Linked DNA regions of Homo sapiens: all the other regions are linked to region 1. A link is a contact called in ENCODE Hi-C data. All regions are on one chromosome and are shown on one strand. Each heading gives the region's core, a stretch centred on a gene start or an enhancer-like site at or near the end of the contact. The rest is flanking DNA. Distances are from core to core; before and after follow the strand shown.

Region 1 (2,698 bases), core at 57-2,556:
AGGTGCGTGCCACCACTAATTTAGCCCAGCTAATTTTTGTATTTTTAGTAGAGATTAGGTTTCGCCATGTTGGCCAGGCTGGTCTCGAACCCCTGACCTCAGGTGATCCGCCAGCCTCGGCCTCCCAAAGTGCTGGGATTACAGGCGTGAGCCACCATACCCAGCCAGCATGACTATTAACTGAAAAAAAAAAAAAAACCTCAGGGTGTGGAAGTGCTCAGAGGCATTCAATGCTGATGTAGCGTGTCAAGGAAGCAGTCTCTTAAGTGTTGGGCAAATGAAAGGAATAAGACAAAATGAAGTGTTTATCAAGCTCAAAAGCAGAAGGTTGTACCTGATTATTTCTAAGGTCTTTCATTTGCTCATTTAATCTAAGCTACTTCACATCATTTGAAGAGAAAGTAAATTATCTCGCTTTCTGAGATGCAGGAGAGATTCCCCGTCCCCAAATCCCACTATCATCAACAACACAACTTCCTCAAGTTCTTCACTCACACACATACCACCTGCTGAACCCTGAAGCTTCAGTCACTCATTCCTAGCTACTCCAACCACAAGGGACCTACGGGCCTGCCAACCAGGCACACGCCACGCCCTCCCTATGGTGGACTCCTATTCATCCTCCAAGACCCAATTTAACTCCTCCTCTCTGAAGCCTTCCCCTAGCCCCCTGGTGGGGATAATCACTCCCTTCTTGGTGCCTCATCCGAATGCCTTCTTTAGACATCCCTCTACTGTGCGTCTGCCCCATTATACTGTCAGCTCCTTGAGGCCAAGGAATAAGTCTGAGGGCTGTGCCTAGGATAGGATGAATGGCGGCCATTTTACAGATGAGAAAAGCAAGTCTCCAGGTGAACAGAGGAGCTGAGGAAACTGACCAACAGCCAGATCTCCCGACTCGTCCAGACTTTAAAAGCTGAGTCCACCATTACCCTCATCCAGCGACCCCAGAACCCGCGCCAACTTCTGGGGACGCGGAAGCCTGGAAACTCAAGTTTTCTTTAGGGAATGAATGGACAGGGGCCCGTGGAAGGCGCAGAGAGGCAGCAGACGGGGAGAGAACCAAGAACCCGCCAGTCTGGCTTCAGATTGCTCCGCTGGACCGCGGTAGCGGCCAGGGATTCTACGGTCAAGACAACTTGGGGGTGGCCGGTCGACCACCAGAACCCGACAGAGAGGAATTCACACTCTCAGACCCAGGCCGACCCCATCACAAGTAAGGACAGCCCCTCTCCAAAGCCCACCCGCCGCTGCTTCCTTACCAAGGAAAGACGGCCATCTTCCCAGTCACATGACCGCTTGTTCTGGGGCCGTCTGCTCGGCTTCCCATCCTTACCCCGCCACTCCCCGCACCCCTCGGCCGCCATGTTTGTGAAGGGCAGCTGGCCGCCCCGCAGCGGCCGCACAGCACCTTCTGCAGACGCCATGCTTGTGAGGGGCAGGCGACGCTCCGCACAGCACAGGCTTCATTTTCAGCTGACGCCATGCTTGTGAGGGGCAGCTCCCCGCTCCGGACAGCCCGGGTTACAACTCCCGCCGGCGCCATGCTTCGGAGGAGCAACGTCGGCCACGGCCAGAGTGCCGTAGTTTCTATGAGTCATGATTGTAAAGGGCAGCTGTCTACAGTGCCGGGTGGTCCCGCCTGCGGGCGTCATGATGGTAAAGGGCATGACTGCTGCTTAGCTCACCTGCGTCCTCTAGGGGCAGAAAGGACTCCAGAAGGCGGCGGAGCGAAGACGCAAACTGAGGTTCAGCCAGTACCTGGTTTTGCGGCTAATACGCTGTTTGGCGTGGGACAGCCATGCCCCCTCTAGGCCGCTGCTTTACCCACTGCTTTGCGGGCGGTTTTAGACACTTGCAGAATGCCCTTCCCACGACTAGCAACCGAGGGCTGCCCTAGATCTAATATGATTGACTACAGCTAATGCACGTGGGGAAATTAGGGTTCGCATTTCGTCCAACTTGGCAAAGCAGTGTTTCTAGGAAGGTGGATATCCATTTCGACCACAGAACGTTTTTAAAAATTATTTTAGGCCGGGAGCGGTGGCTCAGGCCTATGATCCCAGAACTTCGGGAGGCCGAGGTGGGTGGTTCACCTGATGTCAGGAGTTCGGGACCAGCCTGGCCAACATGGTGAAACCCCGTCTCTACTAAAAAATACAAAAACTAGTTGGGTATGGTGGCGGGCGCCTGTAATCCCAGCTACTCGGGAGGCTGAGGCAGGAGAATTGCTCCAACCCGGGAGGATGAGGTTGCAGTGAGCCGAGATTGCGCCATTGCACTCCAGCCTGGGCTACAAGAGCGAAACTCCATCTCAAAAAAAAATTTTTTTTTTAATTATTACTTTTATAACTTACTTAGATATCCATTATGGTCCCTTAGAGAGAAAGCATTCGATGTTTTTATAACTCTTACTTTTCATTCGGGGGTGGTGGTCTGTGGTTGTTCATGAGATGGTGACCTATGACAGGGAAAAGGATCATCTCCAGAACGGGCCCTCCAGTGTTCAGCTCAGTATGAGTAGGAAAGTATATCCACTCGTACCTGCTATTCCCAACACTGGAAGTGAACAAGGGTTAAAGGGTGGCCACGGGAAAGCAAGGAGCTCTTCCCATACAGCCATGCATGTTATCACATGCAACATCTCAATAAGAGGTCAAGGTGAGGAGCCTTTTCCTAGGCTCACACTGCATGATTA
Region 2 (2,698 bases), core at 134-2,633, 4.5 Mb after region 1:
ACTTATTTCTACCACTTTGAGCAAGTTACTGTATCTGTTATAACGGAGGTGTTGATAGTAGCTCCTACATTTGTGAGGACAAATGACAAATGAGGTGTTGATAGTAGCTCCTACATTTGTAAGGACAAATGAGAAATGTAGGTGTAATAATACAGAGAAATAATTTCCTGGTAGCTAGAAATAGAGTTATTTTGGGTGAGAAGTTGGGTAACCTGGCGATGGGAACACCATCTTCTACAGTCATTTCTTTAGTAAATTTCCTGGTATTTTTGTTGAACGGGGTGTGTAAGCTGAGGGGGAGATTTATGAAAGAAGACGATGAATACAGATGATAAAATTCTAATAAAGTTTCTGCTGTATCATGTGGCTCCTCTGTATCTTTTGTAAAATTACTTTTTGTTAATGTGCTGCAGAGTTGGATGAATTTGAGCAATATTTCCAAGTTTTAGAAGAGAGCTCCACGGTGAGACGCCTCTCACCTTGGGGACCTGTCCTCAGATTAGGGGCTCTGCAGTCAGTATCCGCAAATCCTTCCCCCACGGTTCCCAGCCCACCTGTGAGTGGCCTATTGCATTCCAATCACGACGTGTTAATCGATGATCTCTTTAGTACGTGGGGCTAGCACAGTTCAGGATCTATTTTCTCAGTTTAAGACCGTTTACATTTATTTTTATTATTTTCAGAAACAGAGTGTCCCTCTGCAGTGCCCAAACATAGCTCATTGCAGCCTCCCACTCCTGGGGTCAAGAGATCCTCCCGCCTCAGCCTACAGAGTGGCTGGGATCACAGGTGCATGCCACCGTGCCCAGTTAATTTTTAAATTTTTGGCAGAGACGAGGGTATGGGGGAGGGTGGGTCTCACTATGTTGCCCAGGCTGGTCTCGAACTCCTGGCCTCAAGCGATCCTCCTGCCTCGGCCCCCCAAAGTGCTGGGATTACAGGCGTGAGCCACCGTGCCCGCCTGATTAGGTTTATTATTACTCATTGAATGCAATCCTACGGAGCTGCACAGCAGGGTCCCAAACTCAAGCTTGTGGAAGGTCACACACCTGGGAAGCGTGGAGCAATGACCTAAAGCGCAGCAGTCGGAGCCAGAACCCGCCCCAGGAACTCGCCCGGAGGCTCTCTTGGCTGGTGCAGCTGCTCCCTGGCAGCTCTCCTTTCCCCGCTCCTTCACTCCCACGCTTTTGGGACTACACTTCCCAGCGCCCCTTGCGGAGGAGGCGGGCCGCGCGCTGCTTCCAGGGCCACTTCCTGGCTTTGGACTACATTTCCCGTGAGGCCTTGCGGCCATGTCCTGGATTTCTCCAGTCTCTTCGGCCGGCACCGCCTCCGCCTGGACTCCACTTCCCGGCAGCGCCCGCGGTGGGGCGGGGCAGGACGAGGCGGGACGCGCGGCCCGAGGGGCGGGGGCGGCGGGCGGCCCGGGGCTGCAAAGCGGGGGGCCGCCGCCTCCCTGGGCCTGCCTGGGCGGCCGCCTCCGCGATGCCGCTGCTCGTCGAGGGGCGGCGAGTGCGGCTGCCGCAGTCAGCCGGGGACCTCGTCCGAGCCCACCCGCCTTTGGAGGTGAGTGGGGCGCGGCGCGGGGCTTCGGGGCGGGCCCGAGGGGAAGCTGCAGGGCGGGCTAGCGCCCCCCTCACGCGACACAGACTTGAAACTTGGCGCTGTTGGCACATCCGGAGCCCCGGCCGTCGGCTCGCGTCTTCCCCTTGAGGGGTCGGGGAGTTTTTGCCTTCTTTAGACTTCAGCGGGCTGCCCCGGAGGCCACTCTCTGACAAGGGAGGGGACGGGGGCCCAGAGAGGTTAGGTGACTTGCCCAAGGTCGCACAGCACTGCGGCTCGGGGACACGCCGGGACCCCCATTCCCCGACGGGGCGGCTGCAGCCCCCATAGGGCTGGGTCCGTTTAGGCAAATCCGGCCGCCCGCCTTCGGGGACCCGCAGCCTGCGGTGAACGTTGCTTCGTCCTTGCGTCCCCGTGAAGCAGGAGGTTATTCCAGGGTGGGCTTCGGAGAGCGTTTGGCCTGGGGGATCTTGGCGGGGACCCCCAGTCCTTCCTCCTCTCTCTCCCCTACCCCCGGGGCGTAGGGCGCCGAGTTATTTTTAGCCGGGAGAGAGAGCCCTGCTTTCCGCAGCTGGGCCATAGGACCACGCCCTGATGCACGGGTTTTGTTTTTGTTTTTTCTGCTTTTGTGCTCAAATAGATCTCTGAACTCTTGTCCACGCTTATGCAGGGACTGTTGGCAAGGGGGTTCTCAGGTTTTAAAAAGAGCGGGGCGTGGCGGCGGGGGCAGACGTCCTATTTGCCATAGATCCTGTTAAAGGGGAATCAATCAGTTCCTTGATTTGAGAGTCAAATATCGAGCCCCTAATATCTGTTGGGCAACGTACTGATCACTGTCCCTGCCCTCGGAGTGTTTATAGTCTAGAAGGGAGAATGGTTTCTGATGAAGAAGGCTCAGATACTATAAACTGTTAAGTACCATAAAGAAAAAGCGTCCCCTTTCACTCTGAGATGGGAAGCACAGGAACCTGACCAAGTGTGTTGGGTTGGGGAAGGCATTTAGAGGTTTCATCTGTCACAGCTGTACAGTTTGTGATTATTTTGTTTGCTTGTTTGTTCTCTATTGGTCTGTCGCCAGAATGTAAGCCTCCTGAAGGCAGATAAGAGTAGTGTCCTCACTTTTGTATCCTCAGAG
Region 3 (2,698 bases), core at 147-2,646, 3.7 Mb after region 1:
TCTGCCTCCCAGGTTCAAGCGATTCTTGTGCCTCAGCCTCCCAAGTAGCTGGGATTACAGGCTCCTGCTACCACGCCCGGCTAATTTTTGTACTTTTTTTTTAGTACAGAGGGGGTTTCACCAGGCTGGCCAGGCTGTTCTCGAACTCCTTACCTCAGTCTCCCAAAGTGCTGGGATTCCAGGCGTAAACCACCGTGCCCTGGCAGCTCTTAGGTGTACTTTTTTTTTTTTTTTTTTGAGACGGAGTCTCACTCTGTCGCCCAGGCTGGAGTGCAGTGGTGCCATCTCGGCTCACTGCAAGCTCCACCTCCCGGGTTCACGCCATTCTCCTGCCTCAGCCTCCCGAGTAGCTGGGAGTACAGGCGCCCGCCAGCACGCCCGGCTAATTTTTTGTATTTTTAGTAGAGACAGGGTTTCACCGTGTTAGCCAGGATGGTCTCGATCTCCTGACCTCGGGATCCGCCCGCCTCGGCCTCCCAAAGTGCTGGGATTACAGGCGTGAGCCACCGCGCCCGGCCACTCTTAGGTGTACGTCTAATCGATGTTTATTATTTAGCCAAGTGTTTGGATCTCACCGGCATTACAACTGGAATCATGCAACCTCACACTCAGTTTAGGGTACATTATTCCCCTGTTCCTTTTCCTTTACTTCCATGGGATGTTGGAGCTTATTCCTTCATTAGTTAGTTCCATAAAAAGCTCCTGGACTCCTTACATGCACTGTGTAAGTGCGAGTGGAAGAGGACAGGCTGGTGACCTTGGTTAAGTCTCTTCAGCGATGGAGGACTCTGTTTCCTTCATTGTAAAAACGGCGTGATCATAAGGAAATAATGCGCTAAGGCGTCACAGTAAGTGCTTAATACAGTGGTTCTCGAGGTGTGATCTCCAGACCGACCAGCAGTACCAGTACCACCTGGGAACTCGATAGAAATGCAAATCCTAGGGCCTCACCCCAGATTTACAGAATCAGAAACTCTATGGGGAGGACTAGCAAACAATCCGTTTAAACAAGTCTTGGAGGTGATGAGGATTCATGCTCAAGTTTGAGAACCGCAGGGTTAATAGGTGGTAACTACTAGCAGTTGGTACTTGAGGCTGCAGAGACAATGAAAAACTCAGCTGGCTAAAGTTAAGCACTAAGGTGCCAGCAGCACCCCACAGGGCTCTCCACTGCCTCAGTCCCCGCCCTCCCTGCCGTCTCACTCAACTGGGCCTTCCGAGAGCGCTCGCTGATTGGTGGAGTCTCTGGTCGACATTCACTACCCACTCAACCGCAGAGCTCATAAACTGAGAGGGGCGGAAGTGGGCGGGGCGAGAGCTGTGCGCCTATTGGCTACAGACCACGCCGCAGGGTGAGTGGGGCGGAGCTGCGCGTGCGCAGGGCCGCGGTGCGGCCCTGGCGGCCGTTGAAAAATGGCGACTGTGGCAGAGTTGAAGGCTGGTGAGTGCGAGCAGGGAGGCCTCCACATGGGAAGCGTCGGGCCTTCATCTTGTGGAAAGGATGGGATGGGAGGAGAGCGCGCGGAACACATGGGTTGGCTTTTACAGGCGTCATTCTTCGGTGTGAGGGCCTGCGGGGAGCGTCTGGCTGCTGTCTTGGCCCGTGCGCGGGGAGCTCTTATGGGGAAGAGGTTGCCCACTGGCGAGTTTTAAGCCAGTTTGGAGCTAAAGGAGGAGTTGCGTAATCTTCAGGCATCTAAGAGGCCTACAGGCCTGCATCTTGGGCCCCTGGCTCATCTTCTTGGACCCTGCCGGGGGCTGGAGGACTTGGACCAGGCTTGGCACTCAGGGCTGATGACTACAATTCCCACAACCCCTATTGGGTTAGGCACTGCCCTAAACAATTTGCTTGGTTGTCTCGTTGGGTCCTTACAACAACCTGTTAAGTAGCCCTCCCCTCCTTGCTTTTTTTTTTTTTTTTTAAAGAGAGGGTCTCTCTGTCGCCCAGGCTGGAGTGCAGTAGCGCGATCACAGCTCACTGCAGCTTCGAACTCCGGGACTCCAGCTATCCTCCCACCTCAGCTTCCAGAGCAGGTGGGAATACAGGGGCTCTTCACTACGCCCGGCTAATTTTTGTATTTTTTGTAGACACGGGGTCTTACTGTCGAACTCCTGGTCTCAAGCTATCCTCCTGCCTTGGCCCCCTCAAAGTGCTGGGATTACAGGTGTGAGCGCCTGGCCCCTTTTTCATCAGAAGAAACTAGAGGCAAAAAGTTTGCTGGCCTGGCCATTCTCCTGTCTTTTCAGGAAAAGATACTCTAAGCTAGTTATGTTTGAGTCATTAATGACATTTGTACGCTGTTTACTTTGAAGCAAATGTCCAGACAAGTAATAGTAATAATAGTTATCATTGAGCCTCATGTGTCAGGCACTACTCAACTCAGCCTGTGTGTTACCTGATTGTAACAACCCTATGCCCATTTCATAGACTGGGAAACGAGGTACTGAGAAGTGAAATAGCTCAAAGTGATTTCACTGGAAAGAGACACAGCATGGGAACCTAGTTGTGACGCACTGGAGCGCCAGGTCTTAATCACTGAGCAAGATTGCTGTCCAAAAAATAAAACCAGTTCCACTTTGCAGGGAACCCAGGGTTTAAACTAGTAATTCTTAGATATTTTAGGGAGGAGACGTGTATAAAAGTGTGTATTTGGGGACAGGGCTGGTGAACAATCATAAAACAGAACAGGCATGCATC
Region 4 (2,698 bases), core at 109-2,608, 3.6 Mb before region 1:
TACTTTGAAACGTGGTGTAAGGTGGCCTTCATGTTTTAAAAAGGAGGAAGGGCTCTCCCTTCTCTGATTTCTCTCTTCTGCCTCAGGACTCAGACTAGCCCTTTTAGCAGAGGGGAGCCTATAGAGAGGAGGTCATATACTAGTTGATTTTGGACTAAAGGCATCCCAAAGATGTACTATTTTTTGCTCCCTGCACTATTTTTTTTTTAATGGAACCAACGTTTAAAAATAGGATTTCTGCCTTCTCTTAAAACATCAGATGATCTGGTAACGCTGAGCTCCTGTTCTCACATGGGAACAACTGGCTGGAGCTGAGTGGCAGCCACCTCTTTAGAAAGATGTTAATTTGAAGTCTGCTATAGTCCCCATCATTCCTTATATTTCCCCCAACACTGAGACCCAAGTCACTTGAAAGTCAATATGATGATTCAAACACCAGGATTCTTCACTCATTTGTGGGTTTGTGACCTGTGATATTTGTGGATTCGTGACCTTTGGTTTAGAGGTCAAGTATAGGGGTTGTAAATAAAACTTGGGTTTGAATCAGATAAGAACTGTACCAATCTCAAAGACGGTGAATTAAAGATTAAAGAAAATATTGCATGCTTGGCATAATGTGTGGAACACAACAGCTATTGTAAACACCCAGTAGGAATGTAAGCTGCAAGAGGGCAGGTAGAAACCGTGCTAATTTAATCCGCTGGGGATATGACATTTGATTCTAATTTAATAGGTTTAATTCTTTGCAATATCCCCAGTAACTGCTGAATGAATGAGTGAGTGAATGAATGAATGGAATGATGAATGATGGGAGAGCCCGGAGGAGTTTTAAAGGCTGGAATGAAAAGGAAAGTAGTTATGATAACAGCGTTTCGCTGGGACTCCAAGGTGCAGCCAGGAAGAAAAGCCCGCTGGGACGTGCCAGGGTCTGTGACTGCGCTCCGCTGGCACCCAGAGGGTAGGTATCTGCAACGTCCCTTGGGAGCCAGACAGGGCTGACTTGCCCAGGACCTGTCAGGGCCATGTCCACCAGCTCTTGCACGGTCTGGTAACTGACAGCATCCTGATTCCTGCACGTTCCCGCCTCTGCCATCTGACCAGCAAAGACAGAGACCCACCCCGGGGATCCACCATCCAACGGGAGCCCAGCCTTTTCCTCCAAGCCGGGACGGCGCCCACACTAGACATGGCCTCCCTCGGGCTTCACGCAGCAGGACCGCGCCCGCAGCCTCCAGGCATCGCGTCCGGCTGGAGAGGCAGCTACCGTCCCACAGTGAACATGGCGGCCGAGGCGGCTTCAGCGCCGGGCGGGCGGCGCCGGGAGGCACGTCACGTGAGCGGCTCAGCTGGGCGGACCGCGCGCGCGCCCGCTGGCCCCGCCGGCCGCCGCTCGCTCGCTGGCTCGGCTGCGCTTTGAGGTGTGTGGGGCGTCGAGCCCCCGGGCCCGGTGAGGCGCGGCGCTGCGGGATGCGGCGGCGGCCGTGGCGGGGCCGCGGGCCGGGCGGGCGGGCGCGGTGATGAGTGTCTGCGGCCGCCGCCATGTCCAAGGTAACGGCGCCTGGGTCCGGGCCGCCGGCGGCGGCGAGCGGGAAGGAGAAGCGCTCCTTCAGCAAGCGGCTGTTTCGGAGCGGCCGCGCTGGCGGCGGCGGCGCGGGGGGCCCCGGGGCGTCCGGGCCGGCCGCGCCTTCCTCGCCCTCCTCGCCCTCCTCTGCACGCTCGGTGGGCAGCTTCATGAGCCGCGTTCTCAAGACGCTGTCCACGCTCTCGCACCTTAGCTCTGAGGGCGCCGCCCCAGACCGCGGCGGCCTCCGCAGCTGCTTCCCGCCCGGGCCGGCCGCCGCGCCCACGCCGCCGCCGTGCCCGCCGCCGCCCGCCTCTCCCGCGCCGCCCGCTTGCGCCGCCGAGCCGGTGCCCGGCGTGGCGGGGCTCCGCAACCACGGCAACACGTGCTTCATGAACGCCACGCTGCAGTGCCTCAGCAACACCGAGCTCTTCGCCGAGTACCTGGCGCTGGGCCAGTACCGGGCGGGGCGGCCCGAGCCCTCGCCTGACCCGGAGCAGCCTGCGGGCCGCGGCGCGCAGGGCCAGGGCGAGGTCACTGAGCAGCTGGCGCACCTGGTGCGGGCCCTCTGGACCCTGGAGTACACCCCGCAGCACAGCCGCGACTTCAAGGTGAGCCCGCGCGCCGCCGCGCCCCCACTGCACCCCGAGCCCCTGGGGCACCTGCCCGCCCAGGTCTTCCTTCCCTCGGTTCCTCTTGGCCCGGCAGGCTTCTGCATTGGTTGCTCCGAGTGGTCTGGGCAGTCGACCAGTGATTTTAAGGAGATTCATTCATTCATTCATTTATTCACTCACTCACTCACTCAAACATGTATTTATTGAGAACTTACTACATACGTGCCCATACTCTGTGATAATAGGCAATGGGAGTGACGTTGCAATGAACAAGACTATCCGCCTTCATGGAACTTGCATTTTTGTGGGGTGGGAGTGTTGAGCATGGGTTCAAATCCTGGTTCTGCCACTTACTAGCAATGTGACGTCGGGTAAGTTAAGCAGCCTCTCTGTTCTTACAGTTTCTTCATCTGGGGGACCTACTTTGTAAGGTGGTTGTGAGCTGCAAACAAGTTAATATATTAAATCGAACACTGTGGAATTACCCATATTTAACCGTTTTTTATTTACAGATTGGCACTTT

The links. A loop is a pair of places that touch in the nucleus more often than their neighbours do. Pooled maps may share reads with other maps.
Region 2: a loop to region 1 is called in a pooled map, with 31 times the contacts of the local background. The contact joins the promoter of NTAN1 here to the promoter of VPS35L in region 1. A Hi-C loop is called at or near these places in 5 of 50 pooled maps.
Region 3: a loop to region 1 is called in a pooled map, with 14 times the contacts of the local background. The contact joins the promoter of CEP20 here to the promoter of VPS35L in region 1. A Hi-C loop is called at or near these places in 4 of 50 pooled maps.
Region 4: a loop to region 1 is called in a pooled map, with 37 times the contacts of the local background. The contact joins the promoter of USP31 here to the promoter of VPS35L in region 1. A Hi-C loop is called at or near these places in 6 of 50 pooled maps.

Annotation. Positions count from the first base shown.
Region 1 is chr16:19,554,311-19,557,008 of GRCh38, reverse strand. It overlaps VPS35L (VPS35 endosomal protein sorting factor like), which reads right to left and starts at 1,306. Exons shown (of 31, transcript NM_020314.7): 1 at 1,263-1,306. The coding sequence starts at 1,279. RefSeq lists enhancers at 622-851, 710-1,672, 1,232-1,711.
Region 2 is chr16:15,054,759-15,057,456 of GRCh38, reverse strand. NTAN1 (N-terminal asparagine amidase) reads left to right here and starts at 1,383. Exons shown (of 10, transcript NM_173474.4): 1 at 1,383-1,566. The coding sequence starts at 1,486. It also overlaps a transcript of PDXDC1 not described here. RefSeq lists a silencer at 1,828-2,012.
Region 3 is chr16:15,887,301-15,889,998 of GRCh38, reverse strand. CEP20 (centrosomal protein 20) reads left to right here and starts at 1,396. Exons shown (of 5, transcript NM_144600.4): 1 at 1,396-1,441. The coding sequence starts at 1,414.
Region 4 is chr16:23,148,112-23,150,809 of GRCh38, reverse strand. USP31 (ubiquitin specific peptidase 31) reads left to right here and starts at 1,358. Exons shown (of 16, transcript NM_020718.4): 1 at 1,358-2,172. The coding sequence starts at 1,540. RefSeq lists an enhancer at 958-1,177 and silencers at 1,358-1,457, 1,608-1,657, 1,758-1,857, 1,988-2,217.